3 separate regions of the Homo sapiens genome follow, and all the other regions are linked to region 3. Evidence: read pairs that join two places in POLR2A ChIA-PET (ENCODE). Cell type or tissue: MCF 10A. All regions are shown on one strand.

What was found. Peaks named below come from ENCODE experiments on the same cell type or tissue, not always from the same donor. Only the 100,000 strongest peaks of a DNase experiment are listed, where the experiment ranks them.
Region 1: POLR2A ChIA-PET joins it to region 3 with 5 read pairs; 3 of 35 experiments call an interaction of 5 or more read pairs at or near these places.
Region 2: POLR2A ChIA-PET joins it to region 3 with 5 read pairs; 2 of 35 experiments call an interaction of 5 or more read pairs at or near these places.

The regions. Positions count from the first base shown.
Region 1 is chr4:168,800,317-168,808,316 of GRCh38, reverse strand. The region is part of intron 10 of PALLD (palladin, cytoskeletal associated protein); the gene reads right to left. Among named protein-coding and RNA genes, the nearest start is that of PALLD-AS1, 160 kb to the right of the region's middle. RefSeq lists enhancers at 4,225-4,519, 4,026-4,679. In MCF 10A, no CTCF peak of the experiment used is centred here; a DNase peak (open chromatin) is centred at 4,376.
Region 2 is chr4:168,517,234-168,525,233 of GRCh38, reverse strand. The region is part of intron 2 of PALLD (palladin, cytoskeletal associated protein); the gene reads right to left. All of the region lies in intron 1 of LOC107986198 (a long non-coding RNA gene), which reads left to right. Among named protein-coding and RNA genes, the nearest start is that of PALLD, 24 kb to the right of the region's middle. In MCF 10A, no CTCF peak of the experiment used is centred here; a DNase peak (open chromatin) is centred at 1,043.
Region 3 is chr4:168,651,756-168,659,755 of GRCh38, reverse strand. The region is part of intron 2 of PALLD (palladin, cytoskeletal associated protein); the gene reads right to left. All of the region lies in intron 2 of LOC124900808 (a long non-coding RNA gene), which reads left to right. Among named protein-coding and RNA genes, the nearest start is that of PALLD-AS1, 7.2 kb to the right of the region's middle. In MCF 10A, no CTCF peak of the experiment used is centred here; DNase peaks (open chromatin) are centred at 3,305, 5,045 and 5,345.

The DNA.
Region 1 (8,000 bases), 150 kb before region 3:
AGTAGAGACAGGGTTTCACCATGTTAGCCAGGATGGTCTCGATCTCCTGACCTTGTGATCCGCCCACCTCAGCCTCCCAAATTGCTGGGATTACAGGCATGAGCCACTGTGCCTGGCCCCCCTTATATTCTTATATATATTAATATATTTTCCCTTATATTCTCATATATATTATTATATTTTCCTCTTATATTTTCATGGGCTTACTGGGATATGTAGTACTTATATTACACATATGAGATATGTTTTGTTTTTCCCGCTGAACTGCTAGCACTTGACACTCTAAATCTTCTCTTAAAACAAAATCTCTGGGCCAGGCACAGTGGCTCACACCTGTAATCCCAGCACATTGGGAAGCTGATGCTGATGGATCACCTGAGGTCAGAAGTTCGAGACCAGCTTGACCAACATGGTGAAACCCTGTCTCTACTAAAAATACAAAAATTAGCTGGGCATGGTGGCGCATGCCTGTAATCCCAGTTACTCTGGAGGCTGAGGCAGGAGAATCACTTGAACCTGCCAGGCAGAAGTTGCAGTGAGCTGAGATTGCACCATTGTACTCCAGCCTGGGCAACGAGAGTGAAACTCTATCTCAAAGGAAAAAACGAGGCCAGGCTTGGTGGCTCACGCCTGTAATCACAGCACTTTGGGAGGCCAAGGTGGGCGGATCACCTGAGGTCAGGAGTTTGAGACCAGCCTGACCAACATGGAGAAACCATGTCTCTATTAAAAATACAAAATTAGCCAGGCATGGTGGCGCTTGCCTGTAATCTCAGCTATTCAGGAGGCCGAGGCAGTAGAATCGCACGAACCCACGAGGCGGAGGTCGCAGTGAGCCCAGATCGCGCCATTGCACTCCAGTCTGGGCAACAAGAGTGAAACTCCGTCTCAAAAACATAAAAAAGAAAGAAAGAAAAACATCTCTGAATGAGTCTCAATATGTTGCACAGTACTTTCTATACAGTCAGGAATCAGGAAGTGCTTGTTGAATTAGGTTAAACTGAGTATCATTCACTGTGTGTGTGTGTGTGTGTGTGTGCGTGTGTGTGTGTACTCATAGCTTTTTATTGGCCCCCAAATTTCTCCCTAAAGCCTTTAGTCTCATGAATCTCCTCACCACTCCTGCAAATTCCATGCCCATTTGTACCTTCTAACTTTTACTTAGGTTGCTTTCTTTACCCTCCTCTAATCTTTTCCCCTTCCTCCTGCTTACCAAGAAGTTATCTTACTTATTTTGTTTCTGGCTCTCATCGCCCTGGGTATTGAAGTGTTGTGGTTAGGCACCGTGGAGTCCGCATCTCGGGTGCCAGCACCCAGCACAGCTCCGGGCACGTGTTTAGCACTCCATATGCATTTGTTGAAAGAATAAGTGAAACTACATATATGTATGTGTGTAAATGTGTGTGCATATACATGTTTATACACATATATGTGTATATATATATACACACACATCTCTATACATCTTGTCAGCCCAAATAGGTTGTAAACTCCAGGAAAATAAGAACAAATATTTTGCTTTTAAAAAGTACTCTGCAAATGTAACTACTGCTTGATAAAAAGGATCTATGCTAAACGACCGCTTCTCCCAGCTGAAGGCAGACCATCTACGTTACATTTTTACTCAGTTAAGAGCAAACAATAATAAGTGAATAGCAGCCTGATTCTGTATGTTAAAAATGATAGGTGATTGAATCTCAAATGTATTAGTCTGTTCTCACACTGCTATAAAGAACTATCTGAGACTGGGTAATGTATGAAGAAGAGAGGTTTAATTGACTCAGAGTTCCACAGGCTGTACAGGAAGCACGGCTGCATGGCTGGGAGGCCTTGGGAAACTTACAGTCATGGTGGAAGGGTGAAGGGGAAGCAAGCACGTCTTACCTTGGTGGAGTTGGAGAGAGAAAGAGAGCAAAGGGGGAAGTGCCACACACTTTTAAACAACGAGATCTTGGCTGGGCTCACTGGCTCACACCAGTAATCCCAGCACTTTGGGAGACGGAGGTGGGCAGATCATCTGAAGTCAGGAGTTTGAGACCAGCCTGACCAATGTGGTGAAACCCTGTCTCTACTAAAAATACAAAATTAGCCAGGCGTGGTGGCACAAGCCTGTAATCCCAGCTACTTGAGAGGCTGATGAGGCAGGAAAATCACTTGAACCAGGAGGCAGAGGTTGCAGTGAGCTGAGATTGCACCATTGCATTCCAGCCTGGGTGACAGAGTGAAACTCCAACTCAAAAAATAAATAAATAATAAAATACACAACTAGATCTTGTGAGAACTCACTCACTATCATGAGAATAGCAAAGGGAACGTCCGCCCCCATGATTCAATTACCTCCCATCAGGATTACAATTTGATATGAGATTTGGGTAGGGACACAGGGCCAAACCGCATCATCAAAGGACTATACAATGAACATTAATTGATATCTACTAAGTTGTGCTAGATACTAGGTCAGGTACATGGGATACAAATCTAATAAATGAGATAAAATCCCTGCCTTTAAGAATCTCACATTCTAGAGAAGCAGGGAAATCTATGACCTCTAATTGCAAGGTGCTAAGTGCTGTAACTTACCAGGAGGTAAAACAGGTAAGGCCAAAGCAATTACCTCTGTAACAGGGGAGTCGGGGGCTTCTTGGTTTACAAAGGAGGTCTCTGCAAGGATAAGCATGTACGAGTTTAGGGGTGGGTGGGAGAAAGGGCATTCCAACTGGTGGAAACACACGCACAGAGGCATGAAGTTGTGCAAGAGCCCTGCATGCTTAGAACAGTGAAAATTAGTTTGAACTTAACCCCAGAGGAAATTCAGGCAAGTTTAAGCATCGGATTGGACCGAGAAAAGGAAAGGCTGCTTTGGGCCTTAAATGAGAGAAAAAAATTCCTTAAATAGTTTTACTTTCTCTCTTCTCTTATGTCCTTCTAACCAGTATTAGGGTTCACATCTGTCCCTCCCTTAAAGCAAAGCTTACCTCAAATCTCACATTCTTTAAGAGAATGGTTACTAAGAAACCGTATTAGAAATTCAGCCTAGAGACTTAGGAAATGCTTGTTGACCTATTCAATACTAACCCTCTAAATACACAGCAGGGGCAATTTAGCCTCCCATCTCAAATTTTTGAGTAATGGTCTCACTTTGGGAACTCTTTTTTTTTTTCTTTAGAGTTTCACCCTGCCACCCAGGCTGAGATGTAATGGCGCAATCTCGGCTCACTGCAACCTCCGTCTCCCGGGTTTAAACGATTCTCCTGTCTCGGCCTCCTGAGTAGCTGGATTATAGGCACCTGACACCAAGCCCAGCTAATTTTTGTATTTTTAGTAGAGATGGGGTTTCACCATGTTGGCCAGGCTGGTCTTGAACTCCTGACCTCGTGATCTGCCCGCCTTGGCCTCCCAAACTGTTGGGATTACAGGTGTGAGCCACCACACCCGGCCTCGCTTTGGGAACTCTTGGAATAAAATAAGCACCTTCCAGTTCTTTTCCTTCACAGAGAAAATATACATCTACCCATTTTTACTCTGAATACATAACTCTTGTGGTGAAAAGAACAATTTCTTTTAGGACATTGACAAAGATTTGGTGTTGTGGATCAAACTATAATATTTACTTAATTAAAGCCAACAGAAATACTAATTTCCATGCTTACTTAATAGTAGGTCAGGTGTGGGTACATGCCTCTGAAAATAGGTCTTTGCAACTGTTTAACTGTCACTGCCTAGGGCTGCTGCCCCGATGGGCTGATGGGGGCCTATTTGTTTACTTTTGCATCCGAATTTGTCATCACCATGAGCCAGAAACATCACATACTGGCAGAGGCAGAGACTCATAGGATGAGAAGGGACTTTAAGTACAACTGTCAAAGTTTTTTAAACTACTATGTATTGAACAATAATAGGCTTGAAAATCTGAAGATTCTCCTTGTAGTTCCTCTCCTATAGTTCCTTGTTCCTTGACTGGCCTCTGGCTCTCACCACGTAGGTGAAAAAGCAGCTGGTTTCTGGCCTATACCAACTTGTGGGCAAATATATGGAGCCATATCCCAGGGGCCTCACTAATGAGTTGTGAAGTGCTGCATGTTAGTTGCAGGGTTAATATATTTCTAGTTCGCTCTACACAGAAGGAACATACCTCTTTCTTTTATAAGAAAAATTAAATCTGTGAGGATACATTTTCAACCTGGGGCTGTTTTGGGCAGTACTCTCAAGGGCAGTACTTATGTCATTAACATACATTGTTCCCACACCAGTGAGTAACAATGTAAAAAGCCAGGCCTGTTTACAACTGTAACAGCTCTACACTGTAAATGGAAAAGAAAAGGATGACAGCATACCACCAGCAGAGACATGCCTGAACAGCATTCCCAGGAATCCTTTAGCCACAGGAAAAACAACTCCAAACAAGCAACCCTCCGTCCAGCACAGGGTGTAAATTAGCTTCTGCTGACAACACACTTCATACACCGTTTTGCACTGAAGTCCTCTCCCATGCCAAAGACAACAGAGTGCTCTCTAACAACATGGGGCCCTGGCACTGTCCTTTAAACCCTCACGGTTACTGCGCATGAGAGAGCCAAAATGAAAATTTTTAAATTCCTTGGACAATTTTCCTTTTTTCTTTTTTTTTTTTTTGAGACAGGGTCTCACTCTATCACCCAGGCTGGAGTGCAGTACGCCATCGTAGCTCACTGCAGCCTCAGAATCCCAGGCTCAGTCCATCTTCCCATGTCAGCCTCCCAAGTAGCTGAGACTGCAGGCGTGCGCCATAAAGCCCAGCTAATTTTTTTGATTATTGGTAGAGACAGGGTCTTTCTATGTTGCCCAGGCTGGTCTCGAGTTCCTGGGCTCAAGCAATCCTCTCACCTCAGCCTCCCAACAATTTTCTTTTTAAAATTTTTTTCAACTTTTATTTTAGATTCAGGGAGTATATATGCAAGTACGTATCCTCCTTGCTGTTCTCATGATAGTGAGTGACTTCTCACAAGATCTGGTTGTTTAAGAGTGTGTGGCACTTCCCCCTTTGCTCTCTCTCTCTCCAACTCCACCATGGTAAGATGTGCTTGCTTCCCCTTCACACTTCCACCACGACTGTATGATTCCCGAGGCCTCCCAGCCACGCAGCCATGCTTCCTGTACAGCCTGTGGAACTGTGAGTCAATTAAACCTCTCTTCTTCATAAATTACCCAGTCTCAGGTAGTTCTTTATAGCAGTGTGAGAACGGACTAATACATTTGAGATTCAATCACCAATCATTTTTAACATACAGAATCAGGCTGCTATTCACCTATTATTGTTTGCTCTTAACTGAGTAAAAATGTAATGTAGCCCGGGCACAGTGGCTTACACCTGTAATCCCAGCACTTTGGGAGGCCAAGGTGGGTGAATCACCTGAGGTCGGGGGTTCGAGACCAGCCTCAGCAACATGGAGAAACCCCGTCTCTACTACTCTACTATAAAATTAGCCGGGTATGGTGGCACATGCCTGTAATCTCAGCTACTCAGGAGGCTGAGGCAGGAGAATCGCTTGAACCCAGGAGGCAGAGATTGCGGTGAGCCGACATGGTGCCATTGCACTCCAGCCTGGGCAACAAGAGTGAAACTCCGTCTTAAAAAAAAAAAAATGTAATGTAGATGGTCTGCCTTTAGCTGGGAGAAGTGGTCATTTAGCATAGTTCCTTTTTATCAAACAGTAGTTACATTTGAAAAATATTTTTTCAACCCATGTCCTCCCCGCACCAACTCTAGTCGTCTGCAGTGTCTATTTTTCCCATGTTTATGTCCATGTGTGCTCAATGTTTAGCTTCCACTTGAAAGTGAGAACATGCAACATTTGATTTTCCATTCTTGTGTTAATTCACTTAGGATTATGACCTCCAGTTCCATCCATGTTGCTGTAAAGGATGTGATTTCTTTTTTATGGCTGCATAGTATTCCATGGTGTATAGGTACCACATTTTCTTTATCCAATCCTGGGACAATTTTCAGTGGGTGTAAAGTTTGTACCTCTGAGTGAGCCAAAAAGCAGTTTCCTAGTTCACGTAGATTTGTTTGAGCGATCCTATTGTTATGTAATATCTCTTGGTTTGTGGTGCTTGATCACTAAACTCTGGCTATGTGAGAAGATTCTAGAATTTAGGCCATGATATTGACTACACAGATAAAAGAGGCAGCAGTTTTTCTCAATGGAGCATTCCCGAGAAGTAACTCCCCAATTTTGTAGGCTCTCACATACTTCTTAAATGATGAGTGCACAAACAAAATAAAGTTATTGTGGCTGAGGCTGCTAGCTACTAACCTAATTCCATGTTCTCTTCTTCATGGAACATGGCTAGACTACTTTTCTCAGCCTATCTTGCAATTAGAACTCTTACAAATCAATAAGAAAAAGGCAGAGCCAAGCATTATCTAGTTGTTACCTATGCCACTCTCACCCTCTGGCTGAAGGAGAGATTCTTCATTTGTTCACATGGACCATGTCCTAGAGCTGGTGTTATTTATGGGGTGTTCAGGTGAGCAGCAGGCAGGTTCCCTGACACCCAGCGGTGCCTCTGCAAGCACGACGGGGTGTTAATCACAAAAGGAGAGACATCTTAACCCCTTTAATTACTTTACTTGGGTGTGGATTCTTAGTGATATCCTACTTTATCTGGGGGACTTGGGGGCAGGTCGTTCTCTTTGTCTTGTAAGCAATTATTTAAGATAATTTCTATCTGCACGTCTTTTAAAAAAATATTTACAGGCTGGGCGTGGTGGCTCACGCTTGTGATCCCAGCACTTTGGGAGGCCGAGGCGGGCAGATCACGAGGTCAGGAGATCGAGCCCATCCTGGCTAACGTGGTGAAACCCTGTCTCTACTAAAAATACAAAAAATTAGCTGGGTGTGGTGGCATGCGCCTATAATCCCAGCTACTCAGGAGGCTGAGGCAGGAAAATCGCTTGAACCCGGGAGGCAGAGGTTGCAGTGAGCCAAGATCGTGCCACTGCACTCCAGCCTGGGCAAGAGAGTGAGACTCCATCTCAGACAAACAAACAAACAAAAAAATTTTACACTTTAACAAAGAGTTATAGAGCAAACACCCAGATTGTAACCACTGCTCAGGTAAAAAAATAGAACAGAAGATTCCTGTGTGTGCCTCCCCCTCATACCCCTGGGTTTTCCCAGGGTAACCGCAATCCTGACTTGCAGAGTTATCATTTCCTTGATTTTCTTTCTAACTTTACTATTCAGTTATGCATCTCTGAGCAAGGTACTTGGTTTCTCCCTCCTTTTTCAGCTTTATATCAGTGGAATCTGACTGTATTCTTTTTGTCTGTATGCTTTTGTTCTATATTATGTGTGTAAGATTTATCATGTTGTTTCGTCTAGCTATAGTTCATTTATTTTAATTGCTGAATAATATTTAATTGAATTACTCTACCACAATTTCCTTACTTGTTCTACTGTTGATGGACTTCTGGAATATTTCCAGTTTGGGGTTATTATGAGCAGGGCTGCTATGTACATTTGGGTTACGTGTCTCTGGGTGCACGTATGTAAGCATTTCTTTGAGAAATATACTCAAGAGTGAAGTTTGCTAGGTCATAGAGTTTGCATAACTTTGAGTTTATCAAATTATGCCAAACTCTTTTCCAACGTGGTTTTTAACAATTTATACTCCCACTGGCAGTATATGAAATATCCTGTTACTTCACATCCTTGCCAGAACTTGGTATTATCAGGCTTAAATTTTTGCCAATTAAATGGGTGTGTAATGGTATCTCTGTTGTTTTAATTCATATTTTTCTTATTACTTAATGAGATTGAACATCTTTTCATGTTTATTAGCCATTTGAATTCTCTCTTTGGTGAAGTGGCTGTTCTACTTTTCACTTATTTATTTTTTATTGCCTGGTAGCTTTTAAAAATTGATTTGTACGAGTTCTTTATTTATTCCATTTGTAACCCACATATTCTGGTCCAGTGTTGTCTACATAAGTTGCAAATACTTTCCACCCTATG
Region 2 (8,000 bases), 130 kb after region 3:
GCCTTTTGTAGAAAAGGTATATCAGAAGTCACTTGAACTAAAGTGTGGTTGGGGCCCTTTCTTCCTCGATTTTAGGCAGCAGTGTGTGTCCTCAGGCTTGGCCCATGGAATAATTCCATGTTGCAGGATTCTGGCCAACATATGCCAACACATTCTTAATTAGAATGCTGGCAGCTAAACATAAGGATTAAATGGTACTATAACGGATTACAAGTCATATCTGTTATATTCTGCTTGGGATCAGTGTTCTGTTTATAAAAGAAAGAGAAACCCAGCAAAATGGCTTTGATAGAGGAGGCACTGTAGCTCAGGCCCTCACAAGTTGCAACAAGGAAGGTTGTTGCTAAGAGTAAAGACGCTGGCTCTTCCTCATGTGACACCACAAAGTGGGCTGGGAATGTATACAGCACAGTTTTCTCATGAGGACCACTAAAGAATCAATCATGGCTCTTTTCTTTTTTAAGGTTTCTTAACATTGTCTGGGGGCAATGGAAGGAAGCGATTCATGAGGTTTGCTTTTAGAGAACTGCTCACTATCTGTGGTGGTGTTTCTGATGGTCAGGAGGACTCACCCAAACTCCATTGAGACAGATCTTGAGAAGGGTTATGGCAGTAGAGTATAGCAGTTAAAATGTACAGATTCGTTAATGCTCTAGGGGAGGGATACTTCATTTTCTATGATGACGTGATTATTACACACTGCATACTTGTATCAAAAAAATCTCATGTGCCCCATATATACATATGCCTACTATGTACCCATAAAAATTAGAAACAAAAAAGTATAGACCCAGGAGCCAGTTTGTCTCAGTGTGAATTCCATCCCTACCAGTAACTGGACAATTGGGAAGTTTTGCTAAACTATTCATATCTTAGTATGTTATTTTTAAAATGGAGAAAACAAATTTCTAGTTCACTGAATCTAACATGAAATCACCACTAGATACCATTGTTTTATGAACCACTAATAAAGAAACAGCATATAGTACTGGCCAAGTAAATAATTAAGCTGCCAAACAATTCTGACCAAATTTGTATGTGTACAAGCAATACAACCACAAAATGAGTCATCTGACAGCTGTTGTTTAAGTATGTCCTTTTCTGTAAAGAGTTCTGATTACAAAGATGTTAAAGTGTTGTAAAATAGATGTCTTAGAATCCCAGAAATCTGGCAGTATCTAGCTTATTGGAATAAGTGAATTTATACAGGTAGTGCCCTTAGAAGAGTGGCATACACTAAGTACTCAAGAAATGTTGGCTATTAATATTATTATATCTATTAGTATTACTAGGAGAATGACAATAACTTTCGTGAGGGTTCAGTGTTAATAGCTCTGTAAGAAAATAAAGAGGAATCATTTTAATTGGTGACTTTAGAATGATGACCATAGGGTTGACAAGCATGAAAATGGCAATTTTAGCATAAACTTCCTACAATTTAGTACTATGTGTAATTCTACACAGTGACTGCACAGACATATATGATGGTGGTTGAATGTTACCGTGCTTCTGGTGTTAACTTTCAAGACCTCCTCATTAGGGGATAACAAGGCCCCTGGACTGGAGTGACCAGGCTTAGCTAAGCCCTGACCTTGAACAAATCCTCTTATTTATCAATACCTTCTCATTACTATCCTTCTAGAAAGCATGCTGGGCCCATGCTGGTCCATTAACATAATCAAATTCATATATTGATATGGAGAATTCTTGGTCTTTGTAGTGGTTCAAAGTCCAAAACTGAAACATTTTCTTTCTCATCTCCCTAGATGTCCACAACTGTATATCTATTGCATTCTCTTTGCACTAACACAATTAGAATATTCTCTGTCAAAGCAATTGGTCTGTAATGTCTATATAATGGTGAAAATTATTTTGAAGATCTTTCTGACTTTAAAAGAACCATTAATCTTCAGATGAGAGTTTTCTTTGTCTGCCTCCCTCCTTCCTCCCTCCCCCCTCCTTCCTCCCTTCCTCCTTCCTTACCCTCCCCTCCCCTCCCCTCCTCTCCTCTCCTCTTTCTTCTCGTTCTCAAAGATTCTCCTCCATTACTTGGAAATTCATTTCCCTAGACTTGTTTTCAATTTCATTAGAAATACTCACCATTTTCAACAACCAAGGCTAAAAGCTGTCATCTTAGGAAAAAGTTCTTATTCCCTAGGGTATTTTTATTTACATTTTTTGGACCACAACATGTGGATCATATAAACAGTGACTGGAAGCTTGTTTCTGTGGCCTAATTTACCATGCACTGTTATATGGAACTAGACTTCACCATTGGAACTCATAACCGAGAGAACAAAGCTAGTTTTCACTTGCAATTAGTATTATTTTTGGCCAGGAAAAGCTTTTGATTGGATTTCTCTATCACAGTTCAGGAGACCAGCAGTTTAGTCCTATTTCAGCAGATATCCAATAGGATGCTATTTCTTGGCTCAAATCAATTAAAATTAAATAGGAAAGAACCATTTCTATTGTTATATATCATTCAAACACCAACTGGTAGAACTATTTTGCATCTTGGTCAGCACAGTAAGCTATATAAAGTTTCATACTTAAAATTGTATTTGCTACAGTTACATTTATAAAGTAACTCCAAAACGTCAAAAGAATGCAATGTCTAAATGGAGTCCTTGAATTGCTGTAATTATGCTTAAGCAGATTCAGTGATCCATGAGGAGGTATGGCCCCAAGGCAAATGAAGAAACATGTTGAAAAGTACTTAAAATAGACTCTGCAGAAAAGATTTGAGACATTGAGTAGTTTTGACTGTGAAGGTATCTGAAACTTCAGGGTCAAATTCTTTCAAAACAACTATTTGATACTAGTTTGCATACTAATAAATTAAACTTCCGAAAAGCACATCCTTTTCCTTTTGAGAGCTTTGCAGCATGGTATAATACTTAGTAGTAAGAAAATGCAAAATAAAAGGTCAATTTATCTAGCTGAGGAAAAGCCTGCATTTGTTACTTAAATTATTTTAGATTTTTCTTCCTGCTGAAATTATTGAAATACAAAAACAAAGAGTGGCTAAAGTATTGGGGAACCACTTTCAATTAACTCTAGCAAATAGTTAACACATGCTCACAAAGCAAACTGAGGGAAATTGCTAAACAATTTTTAAAGCAGCAAGAAAACAATAGTCAAAGAGATTTTATTTTTGGAAGGTGTTCTAAATTGACAGTAATCCACAGTACGGCTGACCTTCACAGCTTCTACATTTAGAAAGAGAGGATGGGGAGATAATTAGTTGTATGAAGGAGGAGTAGAGACAGAAACAAATCACTTTTCTTTGGCTTTGATCCCATACCCTGCAGCAGTGAAGGAACAGAAGGCCAAGTGAGGTAAAAATGTATAAAAAAAATAGTATGTTATACAGAGACCAAGGGAAAGTATCCCACTACTTCCTGGCAGCCTTTGTGATGATTCCGACTCTGAGATACAAATCTAGGACTCAACAAATAGTCAAAAGCAACTTTCAAGATGTATTGTATTTCTGATAAATCATTTGTTTATTTTATGCTGTTGAAGTGTTCCATCTCCATAGGCTCTATACCATTGTGAATACTTAGTAGTATAAAAGAAAATGGCAGTATGAAGATTTTAAAGAGAGGAAACAGAGTCAAAGGTTTTTGAAAAGGTAGAGTGCGGGGAGTTTATTCTAAGTCAATAACAATAAACTATAAAAGTAAACACTTTAAAATAATAAGTAACTTTTAAAATAATACATTAATATTTATTAAGACACTACAATGTGCTAACAGTTTTAAACTCTTTCTCTGTGTTAATTGACTTAACATTCATAATTACCCTAGAGGTGGGTACTTCTATTATTTCCATTTTACCAACAAAGAAACTGAGGCACAGAAAGTTGAAATAACTTGCCACAGTGACCTAACTGATGCGTGATGGAGCCAAGAGTCACATTCTGATTCTAGAACCTCTACTGTCCACCACTAAGCGCTTCTGATGCTTGTTTCACGAATCCCTTTTAATTCTAAAGGGATTATCTGAAGAAGCTTCTTATATACAGGTGTTTTGTTTTTTTTTGTTTTTGTTTTTTTTGCCATCTGCAGCAGGTAAACTGGGTAGATGATACCATAAAAGATCTATGGCACAAGACTGACTACATGTAATATTCTACTGAAACACCACAAATTCAAAGCAAAAGACATTAAAAAATCTCTACCTTTATTCTTCAGCTACATTTATTTTGGTGTTTATTGTTTTCTTGTTAAATCCAGAAACTTGTCCATTAAGATATAAACTGATGCTACTGTCTAATTTAGCTACTGCTACTCATGACTAGATACCAATGACTGTCATAACCAATTCAAACTTCTAACTGTATAGTGATATTCCACTTTTGCCTTGAATATCAGCCTTACTTCTTGGTTCACTAAGGTATCAGTGAGAGCAACATTTTCACAGCTTTATGCATTTATACAGCTGGAATGGGCTTTTCATAACATCATGGTGTTATGGGTTGACCAGAAGAGGTAATAAGGCAGCTGCTGCCACTCTGTAATATTCAAGTCATTAAACAAGAATTCCATGCAACAGGGGCAATATTTCCTGGGCTTGCTGGATTCTGAATTATTCCATTTCGCTAAGGTCTGCAGAAATAGACTCAATATTCTCATTAATGATGGCCTTGCAGGTAAGCTACTGCAGAGGCATAGCTAGTTTTCAGAGTGAAAATTACAAGTGGGTAGGTACTGGATGAAAACAGCGGTTAAGAAAGAATGGAAAAGATAGAAAGAGGATAAAACCTCTCAATGCGTCGCATGCCTTTCATGAGTTAACTCCCAGAAATTGTGTGGTAGGAGTCAGAGATAAGGCTATCTTTTCACTTAAGTGAAAATAAAGGTGCCATTCTCTCTCTCTCTTTTTTTTTTTTTTTTTTTTTGGTGACGGAATCTTCGCTCTGTCACCCAGCCTGGAGTGCAGTGGCGCCATCTTGGCTCACTGTAAGCTCCGCCTCCCGGATTCAAGCCATTCTCCCGTCTCAGCCTTCCGAGTAGCTGGGACTACAGGCACCCGCCACCACGCCCGGCTAATTTTTTGTATTTTCAGTAGAGACTGGGTTTCTCCAAGTTAGTCAGGATGGTCTCCATCTCCTGTCCTCGTGATCCGCCCGCCTCGGCCTCCCAAAATGCTGGGATTACAGGCATGAGCCACCGTGCCCGGCGAAAGGTGCCATTCTCTTATGAATTTCTTTTGCTTTCTAGTTCAACAGTAATTGGGTGTTCTAGGGAATATTTATTGTCCTCCGCAAAATATAAAGGCTTTTGTTTGTTCAATTCAGTGCAAATACACAGAAAAAAAAAAAGATTTAAAATGAATTAAGAAATAAAAGAATAAGAAAATAGGCAACTATAAAATTAGGTTTTGCTTTCTTATGGATTCTGCCCTAGTGTGCTTGTTCCTATTGTCTAGGTATGTAGATGGGAGGAGAGGCAATTGGGTTGGTGAGATAGTGACAGGAAGCACTTGTTCATTTTCAAATTCCCTCTCACTAGTCCTAACCAGGTCCATAGTGTGTGTGTGTGTGTTTGTGCCTAATGCAGACTTTTTCCTTAAAAACAAGAAGCTCATATACAGATTTTTTAATTGACTGCAGCAAATAAAGTAGACTATACCATAAAAGATCCATGGCACAAGACTGAATACATATAATATTCTACTGAAACACCATAAATTCAAAACAAAAAAAAACATTTTAAAAAGCTCTAAAATATAACTAAAACAACCCTGAAAATTATATGGACAAATGGCTAAAAGCCAACCTATCCGATTCACAGTGCTTAACACCAAGATATTTTCTGGATGGTTTTTATGGGGTAAATCAAAGTATTCATTAGAGACATTGCTGCTGAACTTATTGATACATCATGAGGATAGTAGATTAACATGAAAGTCAGTATTTTTCACTATTAAATATTAAAATGATGTAGTTTATATCTGTGTCTCTACTACCCACCTTAAGATATAAAATACTGCCAACACAGTTGACTCCTCACAAATCACGTGCTTCATCTCAAAGGTTACTGCTGTCTGGAATTGACTGTTCCTCATTCCCACACATTTCTCTGTACTACTACATCCGTAAGCCTGAAATAGTACTATTTTGCAAATGTAACTTCATATGCAAACATCTGTCCATGTAATTTATGTGTAAGTTTTTACAACTTGCTTTTCTTTGGTTGATTTTATGCTTATGAGTTTCATATATCCTGATACATGCAGCTCTAGTTCATTTGTTGTGTGACTATATCACAATTTATCCATTTTCTCTTTGATGAATGTTTAGGTTCTTTCCAGTTTCTTGAGCACATATTTATTGAGCACCTGTTACATGCCAGACACTGTTCTAGGCTCTGAGGACACAAAAGTGAGTAAAACAGATAAAGTCCTTACACCCAAGGATTTTATATTCTAGTGAAGGAAGAAAGACAACTACAAAAATCAAACAGATAAAATGTGCAGTGTATCACATGAGATCTATGGAGAAAAGCAAGAGAGTGGAATAGAGAGTAAGGTAGGCAGGACCTTTCTTTTACATAGAGTAGTTATAGGAGGCCATATTGTAAAGGTGATAGAGATATGGAGGGGATCAAGGATTTAATCCTGCAGATATCTGGGGAGAGAGATTTACAAACAGAGGGAGCAGAAAGTACACAGGCCCCAGACAAGAACAAGCCTGGTGGTGTGATGGAGGTGCAGCCAAGAACCCCACTGTGACTGGGGGAGTGGCAAGAGGTGAAATCAGAGAGATGAAGCCTGATTAGGATGTATAAGAACTATGGATTTTACTCGGACTAAGTGAGAAGCCCCTGGACGGTGTTCGGGCAGTGCTGTGATAGTGATTTCATGAAAAAGAATTACTCTGAGTGCTGTGTAGACTGTGATGAACAATAACGAAAGCAAGGAGATGGGTTGGAAGGTAATGCAAATAACAAAGAGACAGATGATGGTGGCTTGACGTGCAGCCTCATTTATGGAGGTGGGGTGAAGTGGTCAGATCTGGAGACATTAAAGGTGGTGCCAGCTGGATTTGCTGGATGAATTGGACTTGGGGTGTGAGAAAAAGAGGGATCGAGAATGGCTTCAAGGTTTTTTTCCTGAACAGCTGGAAGGAGGGTTGTCTTTTGTTGACATGGAGAAGATTTGGAAAGAGAAGGTTTTTGGAGGAGAGGAGAATCAGTTTAGTTTTCGACAAATTTGATAAGAGTATCAGACATCGATATAGTGGTGTCAAGTAGGCAGTTGTGTATCTATAAAGGCTTAGTGTATGCACATCTTAATTGTGTATCGTAAAACAGTTCTCCAAACTGGTTGTACCTATTTACATTTCATGTTGCAGTCACAACACGTGTATTGTCAGGATTTTTTCATTTTGATGATCTGATGGTATTATCTGGTATCTCATTGCTGACTATATTCTTTAACAACAACGATACTCCTGGGCTAAGCCATCTGGATCTTCACTTTACAAGCACTGAATATTCATAAACTATTGGCTAGTGGTGCTGTTGCTACATTTTCCGAAACCAAATCAGCCAAAAGATGGGAGATACCATATTTTCTTACCCTTAGTAAGAAAAGTAAATTCATGGCTTGTTTTTCTTCCTGTCGTTTTTGAGGAGATGGAAATTTTTACTGACAGAGTTGCATAGATTTGATATGGCTAATCCTCTTGTTTTGGCTTTTGATGATGATCAAAGTCTTGCTGATGTAAACTAATTGGAGGCATTGGACATGCTGTATTTCGATTATAAAAAGAAATAATTGTATTACTTTTAATTATATATAGTAAATAAAACTTTACAGGGCTAACAATGATGACCTAGTAGGTATCTTATGATTAGATATGAGTAATTGTATTTAGACTATTAAAGCACATTACTGGATTCCACTTTTACTACAATAAGTGGGTGTTTAAAAGTTTTTTTTGACATATGTACACATTTACCTTATATTAATAATATAAAGATGTGTTT
Region 3 (8,000 bases):
GAAACAAATCTGACTTATAACGCTTATAAAGTTTCATCAGTGAATCTTGGCTAATGTTCTCCAACTTTGCTAAGCAAAATGGTAAATGTTAAAAGCCAGTTAATGGAAACAATCAGGTGCTTATTAAATAAAAGCCTTTAAAAACTGTTGAGTCTTTATTTTCTCCTTTAAATCAATTCCTTTATGCTCAAGGGGAAACAAGGTTATGTTGAAAGATGTCTCTCCATTTCTTCCTCACAACTTCACTGATTTGTGCTTCCTGACAAAATGTATCTTCAAAGGGATGTCACGGGTGATTTCAGGATGGCAAATTTAGCCCCCAGCTGCCTCCTCCTCCCAAAGCACATGCAACCACATGGCTTCATGAAGTCCATACTTGAAGAAAACTGAAGCAACCAGTTTCTGTAATGGTATAATAATGAAAATAAAGGGTAGGAAAAAACCCCAGAGAGATAAGTGCTTCAGCAATGGTTATATTTTCCAGGTGTTCCTTTTCCTCAAAGGAATGGCAGTGGTCTGCCACGAACTGGAGAACCACCAAAACGAAATTTGAAAGTGATGCCCAAGATAAGTTTTGTTGCTGCCTAAGCTCCAAGTCAGGCCATCTATAAGTATTGCATTTCATACATCCACAATGAAACACTAATTAATTTTTATGGAGTATTTTTTGTCTGGTCACCAAAGATTTCTTAATTTTTTACATGTGTTCACATTAACCACATGACACACTATGTTTATTCTGTCATGTGGACTTATAGGCAGACCGAAGTGAAATTAATCGTTGTCTAAATTTACTATGGCTATAATTTCATGACTGCTTAGCTCGAAGGCCAATAGCTAAATTTGTGTGGACAACAGATGTACTTTAACCTTATGGCCCCAAAGAGACCAATAAATAGATTGGCTTTTTGAAATTCAAAGCCCAGGAAATAATAAAATAGAATTTGAACCAAAACCAGATTCATGTCTAGCAAGTCTTTCCTCAAATAACCACTTTATCTCCTAAGGAAAAAGGATAAAATAGAAGGATGGACCAGCCCAGATAAAACTCAACTACAAAAATGATTTTATCTTGCCTTTTTTTTTTCTTTTTGACCATGAGAGGTAGCTTAGTGTCTGACACTAGGAATATACAGATATTTATTTACCATCTTTTAAAAACAAATACAGGCTGGGCATGGTGGCTCACGCCTATAATCCCAGCACTTTAGGAGGCCAAGGTGGAAGGATCACTTCAGCCCAGGAGTTAGAGACCAGTCTGGGCAAGATGACAAGACCCTGTCTCTACAAAAAAAATTTGAAAACTAACTGGGCATGGTGGCACGTGTCAGTAGTCCCAGGTACTCAGGAGGCTGAGGTGGGAGGATCACTTGAGCCCAGGAATTCGAGGCAGCAGTGAGCTATGATTGTGCCACTGCACTCTAGCCTGAGTGACAAAGCAAGATCTCATCACAAAAAAAAAAAAAAAAACCAAATAAAAACCCACCACCAACAAAAAACCAAAACCTATAAAAATAGATAAGTGAAATCTACTAAATATCTGTGCTGCCAGAAGCTATTAAAATCTTAGATTGCTTCTAATATTTTCCTCATTGTTGATGCAGTGGAAAGGACCTAGGACTTGGAGTCAGCAGTTCTGATGAAGCAGCCTCATTGTCTGGGGTAAATACCTGGGGTTCGTCGTTGTTTTGCACCAAAAAGATGAAGGACATGGACACACACAAGGAGTGGGTTTAGAAGCAAAGGTTTAATAGGCGAAAGAAAGATAAAGGAGAACAGCTCTCTCTCTTTTTTTGAGACAGAGGGGCTCCCGAATGGGAGTGCACTGGATTTTATAGGCAGGTTTGAGGTGGTGGTGTCCGATTTACGTAGGGCCCACAGATTGGTTGGACCAGGTGTGACGTTTTGGGAAGGCTGGCCACCCCACCCTAATCTTATTATGCAAATGGGCTTTCCACTTGGCTAGCCCATGTCATCTGCTCCTTACTGTACATGTGGCTGGCAAAGAAAAGGGAAGGTGGAGCTGCCATTTTGAACATGCCTAGTCTCAGGTGCCTGTTCCTATTGGCACAACTGCTGGCATTCACCCATGCAAGCTTCCCGCTTGCTTGTCTGTGTCTGCAGCTCAATTTTACAGGCTGCTCGTTAGTATAATTTTGGGGCTGCTTTTCATTAAAAGGAAAACCTTACCAAGGACTCCTATACCCTCACTATCTGCCTAAATAATTTCTTCTTAACTCTTATATCACTGAGTTCCAGTTTTGCCTGGTCCATAGATCAACTAAGTTGACTGTGGTCCAGTCAGTCTCTCATTTGGGGTTATAGTTTCCTTATTCGTGAAATGCAAGGAATGGGCTAAGACTAGAGTTTCCTCAAATGTGTACCAAGAAACTAGTTCTGTAGCAAGTTGACAGATAACATTGAAAAGGTTTCTGTGGCCAAATAGGTTTACCAAGCACTGGGTTAAACAAAGTTAAACATCTGTCAGAAAGTTAAACAGAACTTTTTAGAGCTCTGTGCCAATATACACTGAATTTCTGAGAGAGAAATATGGCAGGCATCATTCTCAATCTTACTGGACCATGGAACATGTGTTCTGTGAATCATGTTGAAGGATCAGTGTTCTGGGAACACATTTTGAAAACACTGGGTTGGATTATCACTAAAACCTCATCTGGCTCTATGGTGGTGACATTTAATACCTAGCATACATTTTACAACTAGCTTTTCCAGAGCTTATGGCAGACATCAGTAATACGGCAAGCCCTATATCCCATTGATCCCCAACTCGGTTTCAGAGTCCTTCTCCAGTGATGCTAGGGGCAGCCACTACCAACCAATTAGTGTTGGCCCCTGAGTTGAAACATATTTGCTATGCCTGTTTTAACAGTCTATGTTTACGTATAATTTTCTTACACAGGAATTAATGTGAAATGTTGATTTCTAATCTCTCACGTATCCTTGACCGTTAATTCCAAGAATTTTCTGTTTTTTTAAATAAGCTGCCATTTGGGCATGGCACATGAAAATACTGGATTTCCCCCCACAATCTGGATATGCAGGGTAAACATATATTGCCCAAGCCGGGACATTTCTGAGGATGAAATAAATAGGTAACCATTGATAATTATAGGAATAAATAATAACTGTTTCGGGTAAACTAGGATGGGCAGTTGTCCTACTTACAGCTCATTGCAAGAGCAACTAAAAAATGTCGTTTTGGCACTAATGAATATTATGGCTTTTTGCAAATGTGACTCATTCCCATGAGTAGACAGGAGTACATTTCACAATACGTGAAGGAAAAAAAGGTTCCCACCCCATCTGTCACTCATTCACAAATTCTCAAGTTACACTTGTTAGCTAAAAAAATAGATTCATCCTCACCAATTCCCTATGCAAGTACAAAAATAAGTCAGCATGACCTGACAAGCCACACTTCAAAGTTACCTACATTGTGAAAATTTGTATTGAATGCTTTCAAGGCTCCAAAGCGTTGGGGGTGGGGGGTGGGGGGGTGGAGAATGGATTATAGAGAGCTGAGAATGAGAAATTGCATACATAAATCAGCTAGAGGTGCACATTCAGCTATTCTGTTGCTACAATTACAGCAGGTAATTATTAGCTATTGTTGTAACTTGGATTACATTCCAAATGGGATAAAATGGGAGATGCTTTATCAGACAATGCTGTCAGTCTTCTGTGCATTTGGAACCTGTCCACTGAAATACAATGATCCCCTCAGAATTATGAAACTCCAAAGGACTAAAGTCAAACTAGGCAAAGGGGCCACAGCTCCTATTGGTGTCTTCGACTCTATGGAATTGCAGAAACCCACGTAAAACAGTTCATGTACGGACTCCTAGAATGCCCAGCAGTTAGTTCTTTGCATTTAACAAACAATTACATCCAATACAACTTTTTTCCTTAGCAATGGAAGAACTTTCCCCAAAGTCAAAGGACAGGAGATGTCCCTCAAAATTTCCCCGAGTTCATTAGTGAAACCCCCAGTTCCTTGCCTTAATCTATGTAATCACGACTAAGAATATGGGAGGAGAAAACTGAATGGAAGAAGAGATTGAGAATGAGAGGAAAATGCCTTACTTTTGGAAAAAGCTAAAACTTTAGAATTCAAAAGGCTTCGCTTCTTTATTTTTCATCTGTTCTCCAAATGATGCTTCAGTTGGTTGAGGCTCCCTCCACAGAGCCAAGTTCAATTGCTCAGGGCAAGGAGGACAGCCAGATTTGGTGGTGATTCTGTCAGAGGCTGAGGAAGAGCCTCCCTTTGCAGAGTCCTGGCTCTAGTCTAATCTAATGGTGTTCAAATGTGGCTAGTGTGGTCTCTGAGGAACCACAAAACAGGCATCTCAAACAGGGCATGAGTGCACACGAACTTAAAACTGTAAACTGCCCCGTCAGTCAATAATTGTATGTACAGAAATGGATTCACTTTCTTTTTCAAGGGTTTTCCCAGCTAACTCCTTTCAAAGCCACCCTCCTTCCCGAATGCTTTTCCCTTGTTCTTATTCTGTGTTCCTTCTAGAAGTTCATGTTTAGAGGTCAGCTTTCCAAGGAGAGCTATGATAAATGAAGTATCCACTGAGGAGAGAACTCTTTTAATTTGATAATGAAACATTAGAGGTAGAAGGAATTATATTCTTAGCAGGTAGCACTTATGGACCTTGCACCAACTATTCTGGCTAAAATTGTGAATGTCTTCATTTTTTAAAAAAGTGAAATTACACTATTACACACACACACACACACACAAGTAGCCATATACATATATGCCTGGATTTAACATCTGACACACTCCTTGAATCAAGTTCCTGAAAGATTTGCAAACATTCTGCAAATGCTGCCTCCTTTTCTTGTTCTAGTTACACAGGTAATTCTCTAAGTAACACCTGTCCTCCTCCCAACCATTTTGATCAAATACATACTTTTGACTGTGTAGACAAGTGAGCTGTTGTCCAAGAAGGCTGCCTCCACTGCTTCCCCTGAGAGCCTGGTTATGCAGAGCTGCAGCAGAGCGGGGAGGGGCCTCAGGTGTGTGAGCAAGAACAGGAAGTCAGGACTAATTACACCTTGTTTTATTTGGCCATTTGAATAACGAATAAAATGCCATGTTTCATTTCAGTTGGTTTTTCACAGCAAATTGCCTAAGGCTGACATTTCATTCTATTAATAATAGACTAGATTTTGTTTTTAAAAGTAGGAAAACTAATGTTATCACTTGATACAGATTTAGATCTTTTTCTTTGAAAAATACAGTTTTCGTTATGTCATGATGAAAATGTTCTTCTTTCTGACACAATTAGAGCCTCACTACCTGGCTACAGTCCATCATTTTGTGCTTATATCCTGTATGCCCTAAAGCAACTGTGATCTCACAATGCACAACTTTTAAAAATTGGCTTCAGAGGCACTTAGAGACTTGGCAAAAGACAAAAAAATACACATAACACCCCTTCCCTCCTCCCCAAAAAAAACAACTCTAAAGCTATTACATGGTGTGGTGGGGAAGAGGTGGAATTAGAAAAAAAGGATTTAGCATATGATATTTACTAGTTGCAGGAAATTATAATCGTTCCTTTGTTTGCATAAGCAAATAAAAATGTGTATTTTTGTGTTTAAAATTATCACTGATGAGCCATGTGTAGTCCCAGCTACTTAGAAGGCTGAGGTTGAAGGATTGCTTGAGCCCAGGAGTTTGAAGCCAGCCTGGGCAACACAGTGAGACTCTGTGTCTTAAAAAAAAAATAACTGATCTCATGCCTGTAATCTCAGCACTTTGGGAGGTCGAGGTGGGCGGATCATGAGGTCAGGAGATCGAGACCATCCTGGCTAACATGGTGAAACCCTGTCTCTACTAAAAATACGAAAAATTAGCTGGGCATGGTGGCGGGTGCCTGTAGTCCCAGCTACTCAGAAGGCTGAGGCAGGAGAATGGCGTGAACCCGGGAGGCAGAGGTTGCAGTGAGCTGCACTCCAGCCTGGGAGTCTCCAGATGAGACTCTGTCTCAAAAAAGAAAGAAAGAAAGAAACAAACAAACAAACAAGCAAACGATAATGACTATACGTGTTTGCTGTGAAGGAAAAGAACAGCATACTCAAAGGTTGTCTTGTGGATCAATGTTCTAATTATCAGAGCCCAATATGTGTATAGCCGAAGAGCTAGATAATGTGATTTCTGCCTCAGCCATATCTCTCCTTGGGGTTGCCAAGAACTGTCTGTCATAAGGAGGACAGGTCAACAGCTTTCAAGTCTGTGTACATTGTGAGAAAGTGTTTCCCCACTACCTTACCATTCTGGCAATTTATAGATGTTGGGAAAATTAAAAATTAATCTGTACTAGAAAAAGGTGGAGAGGTCCATCCTATATGTAAATACTATTTACACACCTGCCTTTTTGCAATTCCTTTGGGCAAGAATGATCATAGTCTCCCTATAGCCTTTAGTGTTCCACTGATCCGCTGTTTTTCCAGGTTGTTTGAAATTGGACGTAAAAATAGTTGTCTGGGTACTATGTTAGGTCTATGTTGAAGGAATTAAAAAAAATTCCCTGAGGTTTCTTATGGCTAAAATTATTCCATATGTTCAAAGATGAAATAGATCAAAATGGCTTAGTGAGTTCCCTGTCACTAGATGCTCTGAAGAGGAAGAAATAATTGACAGAGGTGTTGTAAAGAAAATTCAAGAACTAGATGGATGATTCCTTGAGGGACTACGATGACTGGTGCTATCATTTTTCTTTTCTTTTAGCAAGCATGACAACTGACGGCTGAAAGTGGGACAAATCATCTAATGCCTGGTGTGCTGAACACTAAAGAATGGCACAGTCCTCTTAATTATGATGCATTTATTAGATTAGGCTAATTTAATTAAGATAATGCTGGAGATTTCCAGGGGCTTTCTAATTAGGATGGTTTATTGGGGACACACTAGCTGTAAAATGGAGCTTAGATTCAGCACACACACACAAAAATACTATGATGTTTCCCTGTTTGCATCACAAAATATATTTTAAATAATGCTTTCATTCTTTGAACGAAAACCTGAATCAACATCTCACATTTCCTCTCCTAGGAAAGCTTTCTAAACTTAATCATATTCATTCGTAACTTCCTTTGTACTAAAGTTTCCAATGTTTCTTCCCAAGGTTCATGTTTTAGCCTTATTTCATTGACGTAGAACCTCTAACTTTAAAATGTTTGTGTTAACCTGCACGTTGTGCACATGTACCCTAGAACTTAAAGTATAATTAAAAACATATAAAAAATAAAAAAATAAAAATGTGTTAGAAAATTACATGCTAAATTCAGATCCAATGTGGTGTAATTTAATTTTTCAAAGGCCCATTTGAGAGCTTTGAAGAGATTTTTAAAACGCTATTTAACCAAAGAATCAGTTTCATGAAATTTATTTTCACATGTACATATTTTGGTAGTTTCCTGAATATCCCACCCCTTCCTCCATTTTTATATCCTTTCTGATTTTTCAGCATTCTTCTTGGGGAAGAATCTCATGCTTATCACCTATAGAGTAAAGAAAATCATGATTTCTGCTTGGGATTGGTGCACACATAAGACTATCTGTTGGGAAAGGAAAGTGCTTTTCACTGCTCAAGGAACTCTCTGCCATGGTCACGCGGTATGTGACGCTTCACAAGCGACATCTGCCCCTCAACATTTTAACCCTCAGAGCCTACCCTCCTGAGAGGGTGTGGAGTGTTGAATCTGCCTCTGCCCCACCAGCTATGCTCAGTGTTGAGAAGCCAAAACAAAAACAAAGCAAACAAACAAATACAAAAAAACTAAAGGAAAACCAGTCCCTCAGTTGGTTGTACAGAATCACTATTTTTAGCTATTCACTTTTGTTCAAAAACAATTCTTTTCAATAAGAGATAAAATTTGCATTTTTGTTCAAGTAAACATAACATGCAGATATTCATGGTTATAACCTCTCATTTTTCTTCTTTACTCTCATGTCACTGAGG